2 separate regions of the Mus musculus genome follow, and region 2 is linked to region 1. A link is a contact called in ENCODE Hi-C or POLR2A ChIA-PET data. All regions are on one chromosome and are shown on one strand. Each heading gives the region's core, a stretch centred on a gene start or an enhancer-like site at or near the end of the contact. The rest is flanking DNA. Distances are from core to core; before and after follow the strand shown. Region 1 holds the start of Gstm6 (glutathione S-transferase, mu 6). Region 2 holds the start of Gstm2 (glutathione S-transferase, mu 2).

The links. A loop is a pair of places that touch in the nucleus more often than their neighbours do. ChIA-PET counts read pairs that join two places held with the same protein, here RNA polymerase II (POLR2A).
Region 2: a map of heart shows a loop between it and region 1 (1.9-fold over the local background). The contact joins the promoter of Gstm2 here to the promoter of Gstm6 in region 1. A Hi-C loop is called at or near these places in 2 of 37 maps with a recorded cell type or tissue (heart and left cerebral cortex). POLR2A ChIA-PET finds 5 or more read pairs at or near these places in 4 of 5 experiments (Patski and embryonic stem cell).

What each region holds. Positions count from the first base shown.
Region 1 is chr3:107,940,211-107,945,644 of GRCm38, forward strand. Gstm6 (glutathione S-transferase, mu 6) reads right to left here and starts at 3,524. Exons shown (of 8, transcript NM_008184.4): 1 at 3,388-3,524; 2 at 3,035-3,110; 3 at 2,492-2,556; 4 at 2,123-2,204; 5 at 1,923-2,023; 6 at 979-1,074; 7 at 783-893. The coding sequence starts at 3,423.
Region 2 is chr3:107,982,973-107,988,547 of GRCm38, forward strand. Gstm2 (glutathione S-transferase, mu 2) reads right to left here and starts at 3,448. Exons shown (of 8, transcript NM_008183.4): 1 at 3,386-3,448; 2 at 3,062-3,137; 3 at 2,646-2,710; 4 at 2,275-2,356; 5 at 2,077-2,177; 6 at 1,157-1,252; 7 at 964-1,074. The coding sequence starts at 3,421.

The sequences.
Region 1 (5,434 bases), core at 2,274-4,773:
GAGAGCCAGGCAGCCATTAATATCACAGGCATCTCATGGTCTGTTGTGCCCCCCACCTACCGGCTTCACTCAGTCCTGGGATGGAGGGACAGTTTTACACGTCCAGCTGGGCCCGATACAGAGGGAAATTCCAAAGCATCTCAGTAAGGACAAAGTACGACCTCACTTCATAGGGGACACAATGGGAGCTGGAGGAATGGCGGGAGGAAAAAGCACACCCACCAAAAGAACTCAAGATGAAGTCTTCCACAGGAGCAGCCCTGAGTCACAGTACTTCACAGGTCAGCCACAGGACTGACAACACCAATCAAATATTACCATGGAGTATGTCTTGGTCCTGCACATCAGTCTGCCTTTCTCTCAGCCTAACGGTTGCAGGAACAAACACATTCTTCACATAATCTGCATACTGCAGGTCCTGGGCCGGAAACCCAAGCTGTTTAAAGGCCTGACTTTCTTTTTGGCACAAATCAGGAAGAGACACTGAATGTTGCTCTTAGAAGCCAAAAGCAGTTGGGAGCCCAGAACAGCCTCTACTCGTGCTAGGATGCTGAGCAAGTAGCTTACCCTACACAGTCTCGTGTTCCTTATCTGTTCATCGTGACAGCTAATTCTACCCAGGTTGCCTGCGTGTGGCAATGACAAATTGACTCCGCAGATCTAGAAGGCTGAACATGGGTCCTGGCAGAAAGTCAGTGCTCAATAGATCAGAACTAGGGAAGCAACCTGGAAAGGGGGAAGGGAAGTAGGGCATCCAAGAGGAAGCAGGACCAGGGCATCACCTCAAAGCGGGCCATGAAGTCCTTCAGGTTTGGGAAGGCGTCCAGGCACGTGGGTTCAAACATTCGATGCTGATCAAGGACATCATAGACGAGGAAGTCTGCAAAGGTGATCTGCAGGAAGTGAGGCTCAGTGAGGTGGGATCCGGATGCCTGGGAAGAATGGCAGCTCCTCCTGCCCACCTGCTACCCTCTCTACCTTGTCCCCTGCAAACCATGGCTGCTTCCCCAGGAACTCCGAGTAGAGTTTCAGCTGATCTGGGAGGCCCTTCAAGAACTCTGGCTTCCGTTTCTCCTGAAGCAGAAAATAATAGCTGTCATAACCCTCATGCAGGCCCTGTGGGAGAAAGTGTGGCTTTGCCCAGCTGTGCAAAGGAACAGGCATCTTCCTAATTCTGGGCATGTGCCATTTAACGCTTCACCACTTTAATAATCAGACTCTCGATTGGTAGCAGGCTTCATCTCTCAGGGGTGCCTGGAATGGAAATGCCAATCTGTCCCTGAATCTGTCATGACTGATGTCTAGCTCAGCACTGCCTTCCAGGGTAGTGCCTTCCAGACAGGTTCTGAACAGAACAGTCCAGTGGAAGAAGGAAAGCCAAGTATTTAACAATCTCAAGAGAAGAGACTACGTGATTTCAAAGAGGGATCTCAAAGAATAGAATCAGTTGAACAGCATAGGGTGTTGAAAGAGACAGTGGTTCTCTAGCTGACCGTGAGCTCCAGCAAGAGGCCCCGAGTTTTGCTACCACTAAGAACTCAGCTCTGAGAAATCTGTTGGGTAGATTTCTAAATACCCATGACCTTTTTCCCCTCTGGTTTTCATCTGTGAACCCCAGGGACAAGGTGGCTCATGGCAGTGGTCAAGGTCAAAGTTGAAAAGAATTGAACATATGAATTTGCTGTGTAGGAAATGAATTTGCAGCCCTTGGTATCATAACAATACCGCAAAACTTCTTGGAAACGGTATGTTGTACTTGTTAACAAAATGGGGGTGGGGCAAGAACTGTTGGCTGGATAGGAGAGCTTGATAAATCAGTATGGGTGGGTTCACATTCCAAAGAGGACATGCATGGAACTGAACACAGGCCCTTCCTTGACTCCTGCTGCAAACCCTGTCTATACCACACAGTGCAGACTCACAAAGTCAGCGCTGTAGCAAAGCATGCCCATCTGAATTCGAGTGTCCATGACCTGTTTCTCCAAAATGTCCACACGGATCCTCTCCTCCTCTGTCTCTCCACCTGCAGCACACACAGCCCAGACTCACTCTCAGCAGCCCACCCTTGCCAAGACCAGGGTAGGTGGCCATGGTCCCCCACCCTGCAGCCAGCCCCACTCACACAGGTTGTGCTTCCGGCCAAGGTAGCGCAGGATGGCATTGCTCTGGGTGACCTTGTGTGACCCATCAATTAAGTAGGGCAGCTGGATGGACAAGCAGGGAAGGTCAGATGGGATATGAGGTCCCTCCATCCCTTCCCTGGGTGAGAGAAGACACAGGGCCTGGCACTCAGTGTGCCTGCCGTGGGAAGCCCTCCATGGGCACAGTGTGCACTGAATGAGAGAGCTGGGACACAGCCCATCACAGAACACTGTGCAGCCAGCAGGGATGGAGCAGGAGAGCAGAAACACTGATCCTAAACCCTCAGCCAGGCCAGGAGATGAGGTGAGATCACCATGTCTTCCCCAAACTTCCCCTTCACAGCACCTACATTGGGAAAGTCCAGGTCCAGCTTGAACTTGTCATTCAGCCACTGGCTTCTGTCATAGTCAGGAGCTGTGGTGGACAAGAGGATGTGAAAAGGACGTCACGACGTCTAAGCCCCCTTCACAAGAAGTCAAAGGCAGGACCCCTTGTGCAAGGAATATGCAGTCTGACCCAGTAAGTCTTTCCAACCAAAGCTGCACACTTGAATAGCACAGCTATGTAGTGAGTAAAAGCCAATCCAAGCCCAGGAGCTATTGAATGGCTATAGGCCTTTCAATGACTAACTAAGGCTTACAAAAGCACTAGGCCTGCAGTGCCTGTAGTGGGCAAACCTCACCCAATTACAGTCAGAATAGGGCCAGCATGTTACAACCATGATTCTATATTGACAACCAAAGCTGCACCCTCAAGGAAGTTTCTGGAAGGGATAAGCTCTGGGTTTGCCTGAAGGAGATCCACAAAGCTAAGAAACAGAGAGATAGATAGAAGCTGCTGGGCACCAGTGGACAGAAGTTGGGGAAGAGTGTGACCAGAAGAATGTCATTACCGTCCCCCATGGCGTATCTCTTCTCTTCATAGCCTGTTTCTGTGTATTCCAGGAGCAGGCGGATGGCGTGACCCAGCTGTGAGAGATAGTGGGTAACATAAGTCCGTTAGTGAAATCCTTCACCACCTCTAGGGACGCCTTTACACCTTTCACTAAGAAGAGAGGAAGGGAGGCGGGGGAGAGGGAGAAAGGCAGGGACAGAGTTTGGACTGGGGGGTGTGGCTCTGACAGAGAGGGGGAGGGGGGGTCAAGGAAAACCCGATGGGAATCTTCTTCGTGGAACCAAGCCTGTAGTCCCGCTTTGTGTTCTGACCCTGGGCCCTTCCCGCCTAGCAGCCCAACCTCCCACTCACTCCACGGATATCCCAATAACCCAGAGTCACGGGCATGATTGCTATTCCAGCCTCGAAGACTGTGCAGTCAGTCACTGGTCGGGAAAGACTCTGTAATGCTCAGCTGATGAGTCTGAGAACAGGTCCGGAGCTGCTCTGCCCCTCCCCAAAGGAACCAACCGTGGAACCATAAAGCCCAACCCACTGTAACAAGTAAAAGCCAATCTAATTCCAGGAGCTATCATCCGAAGGCGGGTCTGAGCTTTCAGATACCGAAGGCAGTGATTGATTGGCAGGCCTGCTTCCATCTGCCCCCTGCTGGATTCTCAGGAAGTTGGCAGTATCCCTGGAGACAGGCCAGCTAGGACCTGTTCTGCCCATCTCCTTTCCTGGTAGATCAGTTTTTCACACCTAGACTCTGGGAATCTGGGCTCAGATCTCAACATATGCATAAAAAGGCATTGCTTCAACCTGAGAGTCTGTTCTTGTACTCATGCTGGAAACAAGGGTTCTGCCAGTCTGACAAACTCCAGACTTCATTGTCCATACAACCTGGAGGTACAGGAGCAGTGAAATGGGAATGACCCAGGACAGGGCCAAACAGAAAAGCAAGCAGTCTCTGTATTTCTCTTGGGGGATCTGAGGCTGTCTCAATTCCTTTCTTATTGCTGTGACAAACACCATGATCAAGGCAGCTTGCATGGCCATCATGGTGAGGAACACAGTAGCAGGGGAGCAGGCAGGCATGGGGCTAGAGCAGTAGCTGAGAGCTCGCATCTATCTGACTCACAAGCAGGAGGCAGGGGAGAGAGAGAAGGAGGGAGGGATGGAGGGAGGGAAGGAGGGAGGGAGGTAGGAGAGGTAACTGGGAATTGCGTATGTTTTTGAAATCTCAAAGCCTACCCCAGTGACACACCTCCTCCAGCAAGGCCACACCTCCTAATCCTTCCCAAGCAGTTTCACCAACTGAGGACCAAGCACCCAACTGTATGAGCCTATAGGAGGTATTCTACAGGGTCATCAAGGTAGTGACTATATAAATTAATAGGCACTTTGGCCATACTTGAGAGCCAAATCCAAGAATCAAACACAGAGAGGCCTTGTGAAACTGAAAGAGTCCCACCACCATGGACAGAACCCCAAACTCAAAGGCACAGTAGCCTGGAGGGACCAGATACCTCTCCTGATTCTAAGGGACAACAGAATGCTGTCCGGAAAGGACCTTGAAGGACTCTGCAGAGGACCAAGTCCCTTAGAGTCGAATTCTCAGCTATCTAACTCATTTCAGCCCTGGCCGCAGCTCCTGGCTTTTGTGTATCTGGGCATAAGAGGGTTGCTCAATGTCCTTCATCATGGCACCTGTGGTTAAAACTCACAGACAAAATCCTACCAATGTCAGAGAGCCCCGGTTCCCTTTAATCAGATTCTTAGCATCAGTGATAAATGAGTTTGAAAACAGACTTGAGGGGAAGGGGCATGGGAATGGCTCACTTGATAAGTATTTGCCAGACCAGTATTAAAATATCAGTACAACCCATGTGACAAAGCTTGCCGTGGTGGCAGGTGCTTCCCAGCGCTGGGGAGGTGAAGAAATACGGCTCCAGCAGGGTGAACTGCCTGGGGGCCAGTTCGGCTGACTCAACAGACTCCATGTTCAGTGAGAGAGCCGTCTCAAAAACTACGTACAAAGTGATTGATAAAGACACCAAATGTCAACCTCTAACCTCCACATACACATGTGTACATGTGTGTTCACAGGAACACAGAGATATAACCCAGGGCTCAGCGACAGGGAGTCAAAATTCAGCTCAACGAGGGGGCAGAAGAATGAATGAGTAAGCACTTGATCATTGCTGTGAAGTTGGGAGTGATTGAGGCAAAGAGGGAGGACAGCGTGGAGCAGAGATCCTCTGGCTGCCCACAGGCTTCTGTTAGAAACTTGCTGATGGATCTGAACAGGCAGGACCAGGCACAGGCGAGCAGAGGTTAAGTCAAGGGTTCCATGCCCCGCTTTCATCTTGAACTACTCTTCCTCATTGGCTGAGCCTGTTTATTCCAGAGGCACAGA
Region 2 (5,575 bases), core at 2,198-4,697, 43 kb after region 1:
CTGTTCTCACACAATCTCCAGAGCCGAGAAGCCTGGAGCAGAATGAAAACTAAGAAAAACACATCACCTGTGCAGCAAGGACAGAAAAGAAGATCCCATGCTAAGATTCCCATTGGACCATGGCCTTGATCCCCCAAATCTCTAATAAAGTAGGGTTTGTGCCTATCACACGTGCACTACAGTCAGGCATGCCTGCCACTCTGCATGCCTGGACAGGGATGCATGCTTCCATGCACTACTGAGCTCAGAACTGTGCCTCATAGAAGCAACACTAGAGAAGATGGATGAAGATGGCAGTGAAATCCCACTATAATGATTTTACAGACAAACATCAAGATGTTGCTGAGGAGGAAAATAAAAGGAAAGGAACAGGATGCCTAAATATTGAACAATTTAAGATAAAATCCTGCAGCAGCAGTGAACTGTCTACGCAGCACTAGCTGTAGTCCTGAGTCCCAGTGCTTCCCCAGTCAGGGACCCGACTAAGCAAAGAATTCTACAGGCCATATGGATATAGCATCTTGGTACTGTACATCAATCCTGAATAGTACACCCTACACACTCTGGCCATGTCCTGGGTTTCCATAGGCTTCAGGGCTGGAAAATCCAGGCTCCATGACAACTTATGACTTCTCTCCTTTGGCATCAGGTGGATCTACTGCCTTTGTTTTTTGGTCACGAGAAGCACACAGGAGAAAACCACAACCCCTTCCAGTGGTACTGGTTCCCTGAAAAGCTGACAGTCTTCACAATCAGCTCCCAACACGATCCAATGGAGCTGATAAGTTCACACAAAACGCAGGGTGTGATGGGAAATTCCATGCAAGAGATGAAAGAACTGAACACAGTTCCATGCTTAACAAAAGCTAATCATTTTCGTTTCCATTTGAAGGAGTAGAAAGGCAGTCTGGAAACAGGGGAGGGAAGTAGGGCATTCAAGAGGAAGTGAGATCAGGGCATCACCTCAAAGCGACCCATGAAGTCCTTCAGGTTTGGGAAGGCATCCAGGCACTTGGGCTCAAATATTCGGTGTTGATCAAGGACATCATAAACAAGAAAATCCACATAGGTGACCTGCAGGAAGCCAAGGGTGAGTGCTCTGGAATTTGATGCTTGGAAAGGATGGCAACCCCTCCTTCCCACCCCCTCCCTTTACCTTGTTCCCTGCAAACCATGGCTGCTTGCCCAGAAACTCAGAGTAGAGCTTCATCTTCTCAGGGAGACCCTCTAAGTACTCTGGCTTCTTTTTCTCCTGAAGCAGAAAACAACTGTCACCACTTTCAGACACAGACCCCCTGGCAGAGGCTGGCCTCACAGGGCTGTGCAGGCCCCAGCAAGCAGAGGAGAAGTCACCTACATGAGATTCAGTCAGGGATGATATCCAAGCATTTAGTTAGAATGATTAGACAGCCCAACAGGATACAGCCCTGTCTCCTGGTCTCTACCACCATTGTCAGGACCACTGTGCATGAGACGGCTTTGAGCACATGGCTCTGAACTCTGACCTTACATGAGGCAGAAGCAAACAACTGAAATCGTCCAGGAAACAGGCCGTGCTCTACCTACTAGTGCGGTGAGGACTTCAGTACAGGTTCCAAAGAGATGGGGTGAATTTGAGAGGACAAAAGGAAACAGGCGCAGGATCAAAGGCTTTTGGCTGACTGAGTTGCCTATTGGGGACATCTGCTTATCTCTGAGTGTGTCAAGGACACAGCTCTGGGAAGCCATTTAGGAGGAGAGTGTCCCCTATCCTCAGTGTCTTCTTCCCATGAGTGTGCAATCTGCAGACATGGCAAGACTCCAGGACAACAGAAAGACATGACTCAGGACAGAACCAGCACTTAGACCTGGAGGGATCGAACTCTGTCTGTCCTATCAGGGACTAAAGTGTCACTGTCGAGAGTCTGGACTGGACCTTAGGCCAATGACTGGAAGTTTTCATTTGGCAAACTAAGCTTTGAGGTTACTCTGTTGGCAATTTCAAACACTGTGCCATGAGCAGCACTGAGAGGCTCTGGTGGCAAACAGGGCCAGAGCAGATGCAAGGGCAAGAGTGTGGGGCCAGCTCCAACTCACAAAGTCAGGGCTGTAGCAAACCATGGCCAACTGTATGCGGGTGTCCATAGCCTGGTTCTCCAAAATGTCCACACGAATCCTCTCCTCCTCTGTCTCTCCACCTGCAGCACACACAGGCCAGACTCACCCTCAGCATCCCACTCCAGATAAGCCTAGAAAATGACTACTATCCTCCACCCTGCAGCCAGCCCCACTCACACAGGTTGTGCTTTCGGGCAAGGTAGCGCAGGATGGCATTGCTCTGGGTGATCTTGTGTGATCCATCAATCAAGTAGGGCAGCTGGATGGACAAGCAGGGAGGGTCAGGTGGGATATGGGGCACCTGAATCCTTTCTCTGGGTGAGAGCAGACACAGGGCCTGACACTCAGCCTGCCTGCCATGGGAAGCCCTCCATGGGCACAGTGTGCACTGAATGGGAGAGCTGGGACACAGCCCATCACAGAAACACTGTGCAGCCAACAGGGATGGAGCAGGAGAGCAGAAACACTGACCCCCAACCCTCAGCCAGGCCAGGAGATGAGGTGAGAACAGTGTGTCTTCCCCAAACCTCCTTTCCTCCTCCACCTACATTGGGAAAGTCCAGGCCCAGCTTGAACTTCTCACTCAGCCACTGGCTTCGGTCATAGTCAGGAGCTGTGGTGGACAAGAGGATGTGAAAAGAAATCATGCCAGTATCCCAGCTTCCTTCTCTAGGGAAGGAGTCAGGTATGAGAACACCCCCAAGAAGATCTGCAGCCTCACCCAAGAGTAGACAATGCTTCTGAGGACTGTGGACTGTATATCACTAAGATTTTCAAAAGGTTTGAATAAGCCAATTAGTTGAAAAGAGAACCCAGCCCCCCAAATTCAAAACAGTATCTGGAAGAGACAGTTTCTAAATCCAACTCCAGGAGCTCTGTAGAGCTGAGCAACAGGGTGTCAGAGCAGTGTCTCTAGGCACCAGTTAGCAGGGGAGCAGGGGCCTGAGAAACAGGGTGTAATCACCGTCCCCCATGGTGTATTTCTTGTCCTCATAGCTTGTGTCTGTGTATTCCAGGAGCAGGCGGATGGCGTGAGCCAGCTGGAAAGATGACATATGACAAGTCACAGATTGCAAAACCCTGACAGTCTGACTCTGCTGATTCTTGGTGAGCCTACATCTTACACGTAACTGTCTCCCCACAAGCTCACACACACATACCACATAAGCACAAGCTCTCGTGTTTGAACTTCCAACAACTTCTGAACTCAGTCTATCTCCTGGAAATCAGTTCCCTAGCTACTCCCCACCCCACCCCTGTCCCACCCAGCAGAAGCGTTCTCACTCACCCCACGGATGTCCCAGTAACCTAGTGTCATAGGCATAGTGCTGGTGTCCAGAGCAGACCAACCCGGGCCTTGCTAGTCTGAGCTTCCTGATAATGTCTTAGGCAAGGAAGAGGCGGGACCTGGATATGGCTTTCTATTGGACCATTGGCCTACAGTGTCTCAAATTTCAGACATTCCAGTTGAAGGAAGGAGCCAGGGATCCAGGGGCAGGGCAAGATATAGCTAATCTCAGGAACCAGTCTAAGCAGTCAGAAATAAAAGATGGGAATGGGCTAGCACCTGTGTCAGCAACTCCCTCTTCTTGCTCTAGCGTGCTGTTTCCATGGAGAACAGTTGTGCAGCTAGGGACATTCTTGATGGTCAAAGTGGAACCCTGTTATTATCTTCCTGACATTGTCCCTTCTTCATTATCAACTCCCTTCCTGGGTTCTGGGTGGCTCCTGGTGGCTGAGCCAGGACAAAACAGGACACCTCAAGCCTGAGAGATTAATGTCTCTGTGGTCTATAGCTTATCATAGACAGCAGAGGGCATGCAGGACTCTGCTAAGCTGGGCAACAGAGCCACATACAGGTACGACCAGTGGATGCAGTACAGATATTCAGGATCACTGGGCACTGGAAAGATGTAAAGCAAACCACAGTGTGATACACCTTCCCCAGAAAGAACTGCCATTCGCACATGGGGGCTGGTGAGACTGTGGGCAGGAGAGAACATTCGACACTGCAGGTAAGAGTATCAACTGTCACAACCGTTAGGGAAAACAACCTGGTGTTCCTCGAAAAGACAAAACTAGAGCTACCACGTGATCCAGCAATACTCGATATACATCCACAGGAAATGAAATTAGAATGACAGGGGAACACAATTTACCTGAGCTAAAAAATAGATGGCATCTAAGAACCCATTCTCTGACAAATGTACGATGAAAGTGCAGTCCACGTGCACCATGGATTACTAGTCACTCTATAAAAAAGGGGAAAAAATAAAACTAGATATCCACACACAGAGAAACTAGAAGTGAGGGACTGGAGAGATGGCTCAACAGTTAAGAGCACTAATTGCTCTTCCAGAGGTCCTGAGTTCAAGTCCCAGCAACCATGTGGTGGCTCACAACCATCTGTAATGGGATCCAATGCCCTCTTCTGGTATGTCTGAAGACAGCTACAATGTACTCAAAAAAACAAAAATAATAATAGAAGTGAGATTCCTATTTCTCATCCCGGGGTGGGGGGCAGACAGGAAGGGATACAAATAAATCAATGGCCTTAATGTAAGACTTGAAGTTTAGGCCAGCAGAGTCTTGCCCAACACCCGCAAGGGCCCACACGGGACTCCCCACGGGATCCTAAGACCTCTGGTGAGTGGAACACAACTTCTGCCAGGAGTCTGGTTCGAACACCAGATATCTGGGTACCTGCCCTGCAAGAAGAGAGCTTGCCTGCAGAGAATACTCTGCCCACTGAAACTAAGGAGAGTGCTACCCTCCAGGTCTGCTTATAGAGGCTAACAGAGTCACCTGAAGAACAAGCTCTTAACAGTGACAACTAAAACAGCTAGCTTCAGAGATTACCAGATGGCGAAAGGCAAACATAAGAATCCTACTAACAGAAATCAAGACCACTCACCATCATCAGAACGCAGCACTCCCACCCCACCTAGTCCTGGGCACCCCAACACAACCGAAAATCTAGACCCAGATTTTAAAACATTTCTCATGATGATGATAGAGGACATCAAGAAGGACTTTCATAAGTCACTTAAAGAATTACAGGAGAGCACTGCTAAAGAGTTACAGGCCCTTAAAGAAAAGCAGGAAAACACAGCCAAACAGGTAGAAATCATTAAAGAAAAACAGGAAAACACATCCAAACAGGTGATGGAAATGAACAAAACCATACTAGAACTAAAAGGGGAAGTAGACACAATAAAGAAAACCCAAAGCGAGGCAACACTGGAGATAGAAACCCTAGGAAAGAGATCTGGAACCATAGATGTGAGCATCAGCAACAGAATACAAGAAATGGAAGAGAGAATCTCAGGTGCAGAAGATTCCGTAGAGAACATCGACACAACAGTCAAAGAAAATACAAAATGCAAAAGGATCCTAACTCAAAACATCCAGGTAATGCAGGACACAATGAGAAGACCAAACCTACGGATAATAGGAATTGATGAGAATGAAGATTTTC